Regions from separate parts of the Homo sapiens genome. Here all the other regions are linked to region 3. A link is a contact called in ENCODE Hi-C or POLR2A ChIA-PET data. All regions are on one chromosome and are shown on one strand. Each heading gives the region's core, a stretch centred on a gene start or an enhancer-like site at or near the end of the contact. The rest is flanking DNA. Distances are from core to core; before and after follow the strand shown.

Evidence for each region. A loop is a pair of places that touch in the nucleus more often than their neighbours do. ChIA-PET counts read pairs that join two places held with the same protein, here RNA polymerase II (POLR2A). Pooled maps may share reads with other maps.
Region 1: a loop to region 3 is called in a map of B cell, with 17 times the contacts of the local background. The contact joins the promoter of PITPNC1 here to the promoter of ABCA5 in region 3. A Hi-C loop is called at or near these places in 1 of 168 maps with a recorded cell type or tissue (B cell) and 5 of 50 pooled maps. POLR2A ChIA-PET finds 5 or more read pairs at or near these places in 1 of 52 experiments (GM12878).
Region 2: a loop to region 3 is called in a map of CD8-positive, alpha-beta T cell, with 20 times the contacts of the local background. The contact joins the promoter of KPNA2 here to the promoter of ABCA5 in region 3. A Hi-C loop is called at or near these places in 3 of 168 maps with a recorded cell type or tissue (CD8-positive, alpha-beta T cell, ascending aorta and naive thymus-derived CD4-positive, alpha-beta T cell), 2 of 37 single-sample maps with no recorded cell type and 8 of 50 pooled maps.
Region 4: a pooled map shows a loop between it and region 3 (7-fold over the local background). The contact joins the promoter of AMZ2 here to the promoter of ABCA5 in region 3. A Hi-C loop is called at or near these places in 13 of 50 pooled maps.
Region 5: a loop to region 3 is called in a map of B cell, with 13 times the contacts of the local background. The contact joins the promoter of ARSG here to the promoter of ABCA5 in region 3. A Hi-C loop is called at or near these places in 3 of 168 maps with a recorded cell type or tissue (B cell, CD8-positive, alpha-beta T cell and naive thymus-derived CD4-positive, alpha-beta T cell), 19 of 37 single-sample maps with no recorded cell type and 15 of 50 pooled maps. POLR2A ChIA-PET finds 5 or more read pairs at or near these places in 2 of 52 experiments (CD4-positive, alpha-beta T cell and activated naive CD4-positive, alpha-beta T cell).

What each region holds. Positions count from the first base shown.
Region 1 is chr17:67,375,927-67,378,626 of GRCh38, forward strand. PITPNC1 (phosphatidylinositol transfer protein cytoplasmic 1) reads left to right here and starts at 1,355. Exons shown (of 9, transcript NM_012417.4): 1 at 1,355-2,276. The coding sequence starts at 2,229. RefSeq lists an enhancer at 1,161-1,854 and silencers at 1,240-1,359, 1,410-1,659, 2,010-2,429, 2,440-2,700.
Region 2 is chr17:68,034,315-68,037,014 of GRCh38, forward strand. KPNA2 (karyopherin subunit alpha 2) reads left to right here and starts at 1,421. Exons shown (of 11, transcript NM_002266.4): 1 at 1,421-1,526. RefSeq lists a silencer at 1,154-1,203 and enhancers at 1,167-1,714, 1,734-1,953.
Region 3 is chr17:69,325,811-69,328,551 of GRCh38, forward strand. It overlaps ABCA5 (ATP binding cassette subfamily A member 5), which reads right to left and starts at 1,323. Exons shown (of 39, transcript NM_172232.4): 1 at 1,242-1,323. RefSeq lists silencers at 1,010-1,099, 1,230-1,609 and an enhancer at 1,690-1,829.
Region 4 is chr17:68,246,653-68,249,352 of GRCh38, forward strand. AMZ2 (archaelysin family metallopeptidase 2) reads left to right here and starts at 1,391. Exons shown (of 7, transcript NM_016627.5): 1 at 1,391-2,053. RefSeq lists enhancers at 1-457, 458-1,003 and a silencer at 1,218-1,517.
Region 5 is chr17:68,290,085-68,292,922 of GRCh38, forward strand. It overlaps ARSG (arylsulfatase G), which reads left to right and starts at 1,411. Exons shown (of 12, transcript NM_001267727.2): 1 at 1,411-1,484. It overlaps SLC16A6 (solute carrier family 16 member 6), which reads right to left and starts at 1,043. Exons shown (of 6, transcript NM_004694.5): 1 at 1,002-1,043. RefSeq lists silencers at 1,179-1,868, 1,235-1,409 and an enhancer at 2,269-2,498.

The DNA of each region.
Region 1 (2,700 bases), core at 105-2,604, 1.9 Mb before region 3:
ACACATCCCGATGTCCCAAGTGCATGCGCATGTGTGGCTAGCCAATCCCTTGCCTTCCTGCCTCTGGGAAGATTATTAGGTCTTCCATTTGTTTTCAAGTAAGAAGCAAAAAAAAAAAAAAAAAAAGGAAAAACAGCTTGAGTTTCTTTCCATATCACAGCCTTCCAATGTGTTATTATTCAACACTGCAGTGTCAGATTTAGATTTTCCACCTCGAGGAATTTGGTTTAGCTTTAATTAGTTGCTGTGAATATTTCTGAGCCAACTCTGGAAAGCATTTATCTGGAAAATAGTTTCCACTAAAATATAAGCTGGATATAGGGTATCATTTTCCTAGGAGGGTTTGTATCAGTTAACAGTTATAAATTCTCTCCAGCCCTCTGGATGACTTTTGCCACAAGCCCATCATCGTCATATTGGTTAATTACTTATTAATTAAACACAATTCAAAATACTGTATTGAGGCATCTGCATCGCCATCTAAGCTCTAGCTTCAGGACTTCAGAGCGTGAAGATTTTTCGGAGAAAAGATAACGCTTACAGGTTATTCTCATACAGGCAACTGATGCATTTTTCATCCGGCAACTTTTCATAAAAACAAGCTGAAAAATACCAGACAAATGAAAAACAGACTTCAGCAGTTCCATGCTGCTTCCTGAGTAACTGAAGAATGTGCTTCTTGTGGTTAAAATGAGAGATCTGTTTAATATGGATCAAATAGCAACACTCCAGGCATTTTCATTGACATTTCACTGTGACTTTTTGAACTTAGGAGTGCGGATACGAAAACCTACTCTTTCTTTCTGCTGCGCGGAGCCTGCACAATCTGCAGAAAGATTGCAGAGCCGGGCCAGGCGAGGTAACAGGCTACGTGGGGTTCATGTTCTCTCTGGTTGTTCCCTCCCCGTTTGTACTTCATTTCCATTCACACGGCTGCACTTCCCAGTTTTCCAGGATCTCTCCTCTGAAACCAGGCAAGGGTTTGTTCCCAAATCCCACCCATTGCCTCTCCAGCCCCAGACTTGCTTACTGGACCACACATAGGTGGTGGGCATTGGTGACTTGTCCCTAGGGTCAGGGGACCAGAAACTTCCCAGAGGGGCTGGATGGAGCACGGCAGCACTCAGGGCACAATGGAGAGCGGATTCAAAGGGCAAAGGAGCCGAGGAAAGCCCCTCTGCCCGAGCCTCCCCAGCGCCGGCCGGGCTCCGCTCCGGAGCAGCCCCGCCGTCTGGCAGAGACATGCTGTTTTGTTTAAATCCTCCACATTCTTTGCCATTTCCCCATTGGCCGGATGGGGCTACCCTCCCCGCCGCGGCCGCTGCTGATGTCAGCCTCGCTCGCGCTCGCTCCTCCCGCACCCACCTCCCGGCCCCAGGCACACTGCATCGGCGCGGACGCTCCGGCCCCGGCGAGGTGGCTGCAAACTCGCGGGCACGCACGGCGCCCGGGGAGCCGAGGGACTCGGGGGAGGGGACGCGCGCGGAAGGCGCCAGCTTCCTCCCGCCCGCCCCTGGCAGCCGCGAGCCGAGGTTGGAGGCGCCCGGGGCCCCAGCCGGGCAGAGCCGAGCGGCGGCGGCGGCGGCGGCTTCCCTTTTCTCCCCGAGCCGAGCCCCGGAGCGGCGCGGGGACCGGCCCTAAAAAGAGCAGGAAATCTTGTTTACCGCCCGCGGAGAGAAGCCGATCGAGCCTTTGTCTGGAAAGTCAGCATCTCCGGCTCCGGCTGCAATGTGTTCCTGGTGACATTAGCATCGGGCAGACCCGCCGGAGGAGGGGGGTCGCCAGGTTCCCGTCTGCTTTCGGAGGCGGATCGAGCGGGTGACTTTTGTGCATTCGTTTTAATTTTTGGAAATCTCTCTTTTTTCCTCCCTCGCTCGCTGCCGGGCATGTCCTGATCTGGCGGCCGCTCCTACCACCCTGGGCAGCCGAGCAGAGTCGTCCCCAGCGGGTCTCCCTCCCTGCCTCCCTGACTTTGCAACACCGCGTTCCGGGAGGACCGGCCTCGGCGAGGGAGGAGGCGGGGGAGCTGCGAACACCCAGACCCAAACCCTGACATGCTCTGGGGCGGAGAGGAGGAAGCCAGGAGCTGAGCGCGCCGCGGGGGCTGCTTCGCCCTCCGGCTCCGAGCGCCGGGCTCCGGGCGCCCTGCCCTGCGCCTGGGCAGCAGCCTTGCTGGTCTTGGGGGCGCCCCCCGCTTCCCGCCCCGGGGGTCCGCGGCCGGCAGGACCATGCTGCTGAAAGAGTACCGGATCTGCATGCCGCTCACCGTAGACGAGGTAAGCGCCGCGCCCGGCCCGGCCTCGCCCGCTCCGGGACCCCCGCCGCTACCGCCGCCTCCTGGCCGGCGAGCCCCGGGCGAGCGGCAGGAAACCCAGGTGGACGTTACCCCGCAAACCCGAAGCCTGGAGGAGAGGAGGGAGGGGATTTGCGGCTTCCACTTGTCACCCCAGCGGGGGAGGGCGGCGCTGGGTGGGGCGGCGGACTCCGGGTGGGCTTTTCGGGGGCGCCCAGAATCCAGACTGTTGGGGATCACTATGAGCCAAAGGGAGTGGGTGCGCCCCCTCCCTCCAAATAAGAAAATGAATAAACCAAACCCAAGAGCCCCCGGCGCGCGCTGTAGCTGGGGTTTGGGGGGCATCCCGTCCTGGCCGTGGGCCCAGCCTCCCCTCCCCGCCCTCTGCGGTCAGGTAGGGGTGCGAG
Region 2 (2,700 bases), core at 171-2,670, 1.3 Mb before region 3:
TAGCTGAGAGAATGCCACACAGTGATTGGTTTAGGGGTGAATTCCTTCCACATTCTTGCATTTAGGGGGATGGGATTATGCTGATTAAGAGTAGGTCCAACCCTTTATGAACTCTGGCTTTACGATGAATGAGGCTGGCATTAATGCCTGCAAAAATGGACAAACTTGCTGTTTGAATTTATTTATAGTAAGAAATAAACCATGAAAACTTTTCTAAAATGTAATCTTTTAGAACACAAAAAAATTGCAGAAACAAAAATGGCCCAGAATCCTGATGCTCTGTTGACCATCTTTGTTTTGTTTGTTCGTTTGAGCATATGGCAAAAAATGCAAAATTCAGAAATGTGTAATGAGCATAGAATGTTACTATAACAATTGAAAAAACTTGAACACACACTACATACTAAACAACAGCATGAAATTTCAGTTTTTCTGAATTTGATGACTGCAGTGTGGTTATATAAGAGAATGTCTTTTCTTAGGAGAGACACCGTGAAACAGAGGAAAAAGGACATGATTCTGAAACTTTCTCTTAAAGTAACATATTAAAATCACACATATGTACACGCGTGCATATGTATACATATATATGTATAGAGAAAGCAATAGCAAATGTGGCAAAATGTTAAGATTTGGCAAATCTGGATAAAGATTTGCAATTCTGCTGCATTTGAAATTATTTAAAAATAAAAAACTTGAGTTTTTGGAGAAACAGGCATAAGAAACCTTTTGTTTCCATATTTGCGGCTTCTATACAGTCTTTTATGATGCAATTAAAAAAAAACTAAACTAAAAAATATAACACAAATCTTCCCTCCCATAGTAGCCAGAAACCCCCGCCGAGTACTTTGGGTGTCATAATAGGAAAAAAATGCAAAGCAATATGTTTTTCTATAAAGATTACTTATTTACTAATTAGAATTTTTTTATTTTCATGAAGATCAACAACAAAGTTTTTAAAATAATGACTTAGAGAATCATTTTGTGGTATTTGTTTAAGGCTGTCGCCCAGGAAAACGCCCAAGGACCATGCACGCTTCAACCCTATGGAAACACGAACGGCCCAGGGAACCGCCCCTTCGCGCTGCTTGACGGGATCTGGAGTCCTCCCGCTCCGCCCCGCCAGGCGCTCAGGGACCGCCCGGCCGCTCCCTCACCGCCCGGCCGCTCCCTCACCGCCCGGCCGCTCCCTCACCGCCCGGCCGCTCCCTCACCGCCCGGCCGCTCCCTCATCTCGCGATGCCATCCTCTTTTTTTTTTTTTCTTTCCCCCCTCCCACTCGCCCCCAAGCCCTATGACTCCCTCCCCTCCCAACGTGTTTTTCAAATCCACCAATGGGCACACAGCTTAGGCTCGAACCAGCCAATCGGAATGCGGAGTCACCGGGAAATTTAAATCGCGCCGGCCGGCTGCACGAGCCACACGGTCTTTGAGCTGAGTCGAGGTGGACCCTTTGAACGCAGTCGCCCTACAGCCGCTGATTCCCCCCGCATCGCCTCCCGTGGAAGCCCAGGCCCGCTTCGCAGGTACAGACTCAGGCGGCGGCCCGGCCCGAGCGCTAACGGCTTGCCCGTGGGCGGCGTTCGCCTTTTGGGTTGGGGGAGGGAGGCCCCGGGTCCACGCCGAGCCTGGCTCTGCCTCCCGCGTTGACTAGGCCTCGGGGGCGACGTTCATTGACCAGGCGGCTGAGTTTCGCGGGGTCTGCGGGTTTAGGGCGCCGACGCTCTGCAAACGGCAGCGGAGGCCTTAACGCGTCGCGGCCGGGAGAATCGGAGCGAGCCAGGCTTGAGGGCGAATGTCCCGGGAGGACTTGTGGCGGCCCTGGTTTCGCCTCCTCCTTTCTCGTTGCATCTTCCCCGGCGTGGGGGCAGGGGCTGGGGGTGGCAGTTGGGAGCACCGTCTCTGACACCTAGGCCCCGGGGGTGGCTCTGCCACCAAGTCGTAGGCGAGCGTAATGAAAGCAAAGATAGCAAATTGTAAGGAGGGCTTTGACTTTTGTCATCTTCTGAATGACGCACAGCTGATGTCATCCTAATTAAGCGCATTCACTCCTAGTCTCTGGAAATGCAAATCAAATATGCGAGATGCGGCACTGCATTTTTAATGTTGACCATAATGTAATGATGAAGCAAATTTTTATTTAATTTTCGAGTCTGCACCTATTTTGGCCAAGTAAAGACAGTAAAATAGGGAGAGCCTCCTGAGGATCTGAATTTATTGCCCTGGCACATAATTTTTAGCTGTAAGTTGACTTGGTTCCCCTACTTTGTCTTGAATTAACTATTAGGGACTCTGGAGTATCGAACTAGGCTGTCAGAAACGGTGGATACATGTGGCTAGTCCAAATTGAAATACGCTGTAAGCTTAAAGTACACAAAAGATTTCAAAGATGGAGTATGGAAAAAGAATGTAGAAGATGTCAGTTATTTTATATATTGATAACACGTTGAAATACTATTTGGATATGTTGGGTTAAGTAAAATACATTATTAAAATTAGTTTCACTTGTTTCTTTTCTCCTTTTTAAAAATATGGCTACTAGGAAGTTTCAATTTATATAGCTTGCATTCTATTTCTGATGGAGAGCCCTCTCCAGGAAGTCTCAGCCCTTTAGAGGGAAGGGGGACACTTCCCCTTTGGGTAAAGCTATTTCATAGTGCCGAAAACATGATGATCCCCCCTCTAGTATACAGGTGTGGA
Region 3 (2,741 bases), core at 73-2,572:
GCTGTCTCTTTAAAAATAAAAGACATGCAATACACATGGAATGTACTAATAAATTTGCTCTTATAGTGAATGTAAGATTTCCCTACACTAAATCTGTTTGAAAGGAAATATACTCAAACAGCACATATGCAAAGATTAACGCCTCTTTAGTTTGATTTTAACACAAATACCCACAAAGCCCTAACTGCCCTAATAATGTTCCCTACTATGGAGTCTTCCCTAAAACACATACAATATTGCTCTCCCGGCAAACACAAAATATACTAAATAAAGCACCAGAATTAGGGTCTGGCAGCCCGGGTTGGAATCTCAACTCCATCCTTTTACTAGCTGAGACCTTAATAAGTTACTTAACCTCTTTGAGGCCCATTCTCCACACCTGCCCAACTGGAATAACCCCCTCCAATCCTACAGGGTTGCTGTCAGAATGAAAAGAGCTAATACCGAGCCTGGCTTAAAGCTGTAGTCCAGCAAATACTCCTCTTCCCTTAGATTCCTTCAGAACGCCCTTGTAGAAAGTAAACGTGGTTATTATCTTCATTATTTTCGGACTTATTTATTTAAAACGTAAATCGAAGCCTGAGGAGCCCAGGGGAAAACCTCCTTCAGCTTAATAGCTCCAGCCTGCCCAGCTTTCCGATCCAATTAAGTATTTCCATGCCTGGAGCTCCTATTCGTGTTTTAGGATCAGGGAATTTCCCTCCCAAACTGTGTCATGAGATCTGCGCATTTTCTTCTCACTGAAACTCCTTTTAACACGCAAGGTAATGATCCGCGCGTAACCTCGCAGGGAAGAGCAAGCGCTCATTACCCAGCTGTTCAGACGGAAATTTACATCAATATTTGTTTTCCTTCTTTCCCTGAGGTTGCTGAGGGTGGAACGACAGCGTCCAGGCAAAGGCAGTGTCCCGAAGTCCCACGGCCGGACCCGGTCCCAGGGGAGCCTCGCGGAGCCCCCGCCGCAGGGCCCCGACCCCCTCACGTCCGCATCCTGGGCGCTCCCACCGCATCCCCGAGGCTGGCAACCCGCGCTTCCCGGGAGCTGAGGGAGGTCTGTTTCCCTCAGCTCGCCGCCTCTGCCCGCTTCCGAGCCCGCTTCACCCCACACCTCAGACGCCGAACTCCCCTTCTCTCCCCGCCGTCCCTCGCTGGCCAGCCCCTCCTCGTCCCCTCAACTCCCCCAGGGACGGCTGTCCCAGGCTAGCCTCAAGCGCCGCCGCCGCCCGCGACGCCCGCCTCACCTCAGGGCCCGAGCCGCAGAGCTGTCAGGCCTGGACGCGCTCAGTCTGTTGACTCAGTGCGGGTGACCCAGCTGGGATCTGTGCGAGGGCGCGGCCGCGCGCACCCGCGCGCTCCTGGCGCAGGCAGAGCTGGCGGCGCCGAAGTCGCGCCCCGCCTCCTGCAGAGCGCACCTGAGGGCGGGGCTCCTAGAAAGCGCCGCTCCGCGTACGGGCGCGCTTCAGACGCTCGGCCCCGCGCGTCCCGGCGCACGCAGGCAAGCAGCGCGCCCGGAAGAGGAGAGCGGCTGAGGGTGGGGCGAGCGGTGGCGCGCCGCTGCCCAGGGCCCCTGAGCCACTAGAGTCGGGCCTCGTGGCTCTTCCCCAGGGCCTCCCACGCCTGGGTTCTGCGGGGATCTCGCCACGCTCTTTCTGGAGGCACGGGCAAAAACCACGGCCTCGTGTCTCAGTGGTAAACCTGCCGCCTCTTAGCGGGTGACCTTGGCCCACGGCCCTCTCCTCATCTGCCTCGCCCAGTCACGTCTCCTCTTAAGCATCCTTGCCGTCTGTCTCCTGGCATTTGGATGGGCCTCTCTGAACGCGTTTTGAGTCCTCTGCAGCCCCGCTTCCTCCCGCCGCGGCATCTGGAGTGCTGTGGCCCCGTTTCCGTAACTCTTGCCTCCCCTCCCCAGCCTCCTCATTGGCCCTCACACCCCGACCTGGGAGGTCCTCCCACTGAGGGTGCTTGTAGTTCGCGGAGTGTCCTCATCAAAGACTGGGAATGCGGCAGATGCTGAATTTTCCAAACGGCCTGAGACACATGACATCTGTGAGAGACTGGATACTGCACTTACTTTGCTAAAAATATAATCTAGTGTTTTGAGCTTCATTACTCAAAGTGACCTAAATGGGGTCAAAAGTTATTAACACTAACATTACGTATTTTCCTCTCCACATTTCTGTATAGTCACATTCCCTTGCACAAAGACTTTTTTTTTATTCTGTCAATCCTGTGTACATCATGTTTTTTTTTTTTACTTGTCTTTGTGTTATCTGCTTCTCGAATTTAAACCAGGTCTCCCCAACATGCACTCTGCTTTCTAAATTCTTAGGGGAAAAACAAACAAACAAGGAATCAAGTTTTACTTATGGAATATGAATTAAATAGAAAATTCAAAGAGGTTCGTCAGAATCCTTGATGATTAAAACAGCGGTCCCCAACCTTTTGGGCACCAGGGACCAGTTTCATGGAAGACAGTTTTTTCTGGGGGAGGGAGGATGGTTTGGGGATGATTCAAGCACATTATATTTACTGTGCACTTTATTTCTACTGTTACTACACTGTAATATGTAATGAAATAATTATACAACTCACCATAATGTAGAATCAGTGGGAGCCATGAGCTTGTTTTCTTGCAACTAGACAGTCTCATCTGGGGGTGATGGGAGACAGTGACAGATCATCAGGCATTAGATTCTCATAAGGAGCACGCAACCTAAATCCCTCACATGCGCAGTTCACAA
Region 4 (2,700 bases), core at 141-2,640, 1.1 Mb before region 3:
GGGTTCAGGTGAGGGTGGATATGGGCACTGGGTTCAAAGGACAAATTTGGAGAATTCATGATCCAGGAGAGTGAACAAATAAGGAAGGGCTAAAGAGATCCTCGAAGTTGAAAGGTTCAGAGTTAATGTCCTCTAAGGAGAGCCAACAAGGGGTTACAAATGCTGAAGTCATCAAGAAAATGTGCCTGTCTTTCCTTGAGACTGGGAAGGAGAATTAGGATGACGAAAATCCAGAGGATGGTAAAATAGCTTGACTTCAAAATAACAGGCCGGGCGCCGTGGCTCACGCCTGTAATTCCAGCACTGTGGGAGACCGGGGTGCGGGGGGGTGGATCACCTGAGCGCAGGAGTTCGAGACCAGCCTGGGTAACAGGGTGAAAACCCGTATTAAAAAAAAAAAAGCCGGGCGCGGTGGCCCACGCCTGTAATCCCAGCACTTTGGGAGGCCAAGGCGGGCGGATCACTTGAGGTCAGGAGTTCGAGACCAGCCTGGCCAACATGGTGAAACCCCATCTCTACTAAAAATAACAAAAATTAGCCGGACGTGATAGCGGGCACCTGTAGTTCCAGCTACTGGGGAGGCTGAGGCGGGAAAATCGCTTGAACCCAGGAGGCAAAGGTTGCACTGAGCCCAGACTGTCCCACTGCACTCCAGCCTGGGCAACAGAGCAAGACTCCGTCTCCAAAAAAAAAAAAAAAAAAAAAAAAGCAAGAAAAAGAAAGAGAATGGCGAGGCCCAGAGAGACCGAAAGTCCCACCAGAGGGTACAGAGCTAGCTCAGCCCTAATGCCGGCCCCGCGGTGCCTTTCCGAGCTCACGGCCTCCCCTCAGCATCCGGGTTTCGGCCTCGGAGCGCCAGGGACGCCACGAGGACGCGCCCCACACTTGCGCTTCTGGGTTCCAGCCCCCGCGGCCCCCAACAAATAAAGAAGGGAAAGTGCTGAGGGTGACGGCCCCGGGGAGCGCTGCGGCTCTACGTCAACCTGCGGCGGCCGCCGACTCATTTGGGGCCACGCTGGTTGCATTCGTCACGCCGGCGATGCCTCTCAAACCCGCGGCCTGCCGAGGACGTTCCCACACGGGAGACCCCAGCGACGCGGGCGCATCTGTGGCTCTCGAGAACCGGGCCGCGGAGCCGCCGCGAGCGCAAGCGAGGAATCGGCGACTGCGGGGGTGGACAGCTGGGGCTTGTAGTCCCCTCGCTACCCTCTATTCTGGAAGAGGCGGGTCGCGGCCGCTGAACTCCAGCTCTGCGCCTGCCCAGGCGGCCGCACGCTCAGGGGCGTGGCATGGGTGGGTCGTGAGTTGGGCGGGGCCCACAGGGCGTGCGCGACGCAGCGGCGCGGCGCGTGGCGTAAGGGGCGTGGCGCCAGTGGGCGTGGCGTGGCGCAGTGCGAAGGGACGCGGTGCGCATGCGCGTGAGGGCTGCCGCGGGTGGGTGGTATCGAGGCCTGTCGGGTCAGGGCGGTTCGCGGGTGCTGTCAGAGCTGGGCCGGGGCCCCTAGGCAGGGTAGCCGGGTCGTAGAGGCGGGGGCCGGTCGCGGTCGGTGGAGCGGGATGAGGATGTAGGAGGGGCGGACGTGGCGGAAGCCGCGGGGTCCGCGGGGTCGGTGCCTCTAGGGAGCCAGGGAGGCCTTTCCCGAGGCTCCTGGGGAAGAAGAGGCGAAGCGAGAGTCCCTGGGGAACCCCCACTCCACTCCCAGCTGGAGACTGGGTTGTGTCTGCATGGACCAGAGCCCACAGTGCGAGTTGCTATAGGCAACCAGCCAGGGTGGCCAGCTCCTTCCCGTTTGCCCGTGATGTTCTGGTTTTGGGACCAAAGCATCCTAGGCCTCCAGCCCACTGCAGTGACCGAATTCTGCGCCCCCTGCCCATCTTCTCCCGCAGCTTCCCTAGATTAGGCTTGGGAGGCAAGAGGAGGCCTCCTGACCTTTCACACTGCCTTTTTAATATTAAGATGAAGTCACACTCCACAACTTTCTTCCAGCCAGGCCCAGACATGTCCGTCCTTGTAAGTTAAAAGCTTCCATGGGAGCCTTCCTTCCTAATCAAGGTAGGTAGACTACAGGAAGGTACATCTTGTTTTATATTTTGTCCTGTAGAAGTCAGATTTCAGCCCAGTTGTGTAGGAGTGAGGATGAGCCTATGCTTATATCAGAGCTTTGAGTACAGAGACATTTGGTCTGGAATTTTAGTCAGCCTCTTCAACCCCAGAATTTATAGGTTCAATCAGAACAGACATTAGCTTAAGTTTTCCCATCAATCGTCTATCATTAAACTGGCAAAATCTAAATAATTAGAAAATATGACAAAGATGATCCAGACAGAGATGTTCAACTTTTTCCTTAATTCAAAAAGCCTCGTGGTGGAACATCGGACCCATTCAAGAGGAAGGATGAAAGCTCTATATAGGAACACGATGTGAATGGAAGAAACCTGTCATTGTGAGGCTGGCTTTTGATTAGTCATCTGATGTCTTCCCTAATGTGACATGACTTTGAGGCCATAAACTTCAGTGGCTAAGCTGTAGTTTCTCAGCCTGCAGTTAAATTGCAGAAATGATAGGGCTTACATTAGTTTTGTTTTTATTTGATGTTGAAGATCTTTGAGTCACATTAGAAACGATGAGTATTTTTCATGTGGCACTGATGAGTTAATTCATATTATTATTTTTTGAGACAGAGTCTCTATTGCCCAGGC
Region 5 (2,838 bases), core at 161-2,660, 1.0 Mb before region 3:
GCAAAAACAATCAGATCACTGAGAAATCTCATTCCCGGGGTAGAAACCATCTCCTGCGAGAAGGAGCTGGCACGGAGTGTCTAACCGTGCAAACAAAACCGGCTTCCAGGTTGACAAGTTGTAATTGCTCTTCCCCAGTTGGCTCCGGGGAGCTTTTTCTAAGACTGACGCCCCCCATGTTTGGTGACATTTTATATACGCCACCTAACAAACTTCTATGACCTGTCTTGCTAGGGTGGGGGGAATAAAAAGAAAAGACGACAACAACCTAGAAGGAAATAACCCATTTCCTCTGCAAAACCATCTTCCCTTGCTACGGAACTGCTTGGCGACACCAGCGCTTTCCTGCGGTTGGCAGCCCGGGAACCTTGAAGTTGCGCGGGACCGGCCGTCAGCCGCTGACAGTTCTGACAGTCCAGGTGGAGGACCCGCGCTCTGCCGGGAAATCCCCGGCTTCCCGCTGGGGACAAACGGTGGCCGCCGCAGGGAGTGCTGTGTTTGGGGGTCGGGGGAGGCAGGGAGCCCCACTTTCCCTCGCGCTGCCTCAGTGCCCGGCCTGCGTGCGCGCGCCAGCCTGGGGTAGGAAGGTACCTCTGACATTTCGCTCCTGCGACGCGCAGGCAACTTCATGCGGAAAATCCGCGGAGGGGCTGAGCCTGGAGCCCCCGACTCTTCCGACGTCCCGGAGCCCCCAACCCGGGGCAGGGGGCACTCAAAGGCCAGGCGTGCCTTTAGGTATCTTCCGGGACCCAACTGTACCAGGGTCACGGACATTCAACTCTCAGCTACCCACACCGGCGCGAGCGCGTCATCCCGGTGGCCCTGGGCATTCCTAACTGTCAGAGCGAATATTTTTGGGAATAACCTCTCCAAAATGTGAAGATGTTCAGTGGTCTCCTCCGCCTCCCATCACAAAAAAAGGCCCCAACACATATTTTTTAAAAAACAACCCACATCCCACAATCAAACTTTTAAACATGTAAAATAATAAACCAACTCACCAAGTTAGAAGGGAAGAGAATAAACCCCCAAAGGCTCCCAATAAGGCGGAGGCTTGGCCTCCCCCTCCTTATAAGCCGCTCGGTAACATGAGAAAAGGATTAACCCCTTAGGGGGCGGGCCCGACTCTAGCGCAAGTTGGCTCGGGCTGGTGAGGCCCGAGCGCCCGGGCCCTCCACCCACTCCCGCGACTCGGGCACCCGAGCCACACCCTCCCCCCGCCCCCCACCCCGGCCGCCTGCGACCCGGGCCGTGCGTGCTGCCGCCCGCGCCCCGGCCCCGCGTCGCTGCCTAGCTCTTATCCTATACCGGCTGCAGCCGGTCTCCGCCGGCCTCGGGGGCGCGCCGCCGCCGACCATGTGCTGCGAGCGCTGAGCGCAGCCAAGGAGGGGGCCTGCCTGGCGCGCGCGCGCCGTCCCACGTGGACCTGAGCCGCGCCGGTCGCGCGCCCGCCAGCCTGCCGCCTGGGCTGGGGGTCACGAAAGGTAACCGCGTCGCGGTCCGGGGCCGGGCCGCCCCCGCCAGCGCCGCCGGGGTCCTTGGCACAACGCCCCGATCTCCCAACCCGGGTGCGCCTCTGCGCGCGTGACCCGCCCAGACCCCGGAGCTTTGCTGCAACGCTAGTAGGAGCGCGAGCGTGCAGGGTGTTGGGGGTGCCTGCATCCTGTCTCGGAGCACCTCGGCCAGGCGCGAGCGCGCGGGTCCCCGTCCCCACCCCCGGGCGCCTTCCCGGCGCGCCCACCGCCCAGTCCCGCCCGCGCCCTGAGGATTTAGGGATTTAGCGGCGAGGGGGAACACGCGCGCGCCGGGGCTGATCCCGCGCGGCGCTCGCGGCTGCGGCGGCTTCGCGCCCGCCCCGGGCAGAACAGGTTCCTTCCAGTTTGGGTGTGAGCTGCGCGCGCGGCGCCTGAGTTCCTCCTGCAGCGCCCACTTCCCCCAGTTTCGTCAACTCGCGCACCCCCACAGTTCCCCTTCCGGCAGTGGGGAGGGAGTGTCGCAGTGGGCCCCAGGGAGCGAGCGGCCGGGCCGCTGCGGGTGCCTTGCTTCCCCCACTTTGCTGCACCGGCAGCAGCGGCAGCAACAGCATCCGCGTTGCGCGAAAGGAATGTGAGCAGCCGGGCTGAGTCAGCATCCCCGGCCCGGGGCGCGCGCGCACCCTCCAGGCAGTGGCGGCGTCGGCACAGGTGCATGGCTCCCATACCCGCGGGGAGCCCTCTGTAAGGGACCTGGAGGTTTAGACAGTCCGTGCCCCTCATCCCGTAGTCCCCGACCCCAAGGTCACCGTGAACTAAGCGGATGATGCACGCGAAATCTCAGGAGCTCCTCATGGGGACAAAGCATGTGTCAGATCCTAGACATTTCAGAGCCTGCGGGGGCGCAAACTTAGCTTCTTGGTCTCTACCTCACATCCCGAGGGCAAATTTGGAAACTGCTCGGAAGCAAAGGCCATGTTATTTGCATTCGTATGCAGACTTTGGCGCCGGCTGCTGCCTTCATTGGGGTTCGGAGAATGTGGTTCTGATGTCAGAAACTCAAGAGAGCCTAGTTTGGGAGTGCATGCACGGAGGGTCGCCACCGGGAGGAGTCGGCGATCTGAATTTTAATAAAAATCCTTCCTTGCTCGCTGAGTTCTCTCACCATTTTGGGATAGGCTCTCCTGAGTTAAATGCCATCCTTTGCCGTTGACAAGTTCTGGTTGTGTAAGTGGGGAGAAGATTCGTTGGTACAGGGTGCCTTGTATGGCCAGTAGTGTACAGCCAAGGGGCCGCTGAGCAGCTTTGCAACCTTGTAGGCGTAATTTAACCTCGTAGAGCGTTAATTTCTCCAGATCTGTAAAAT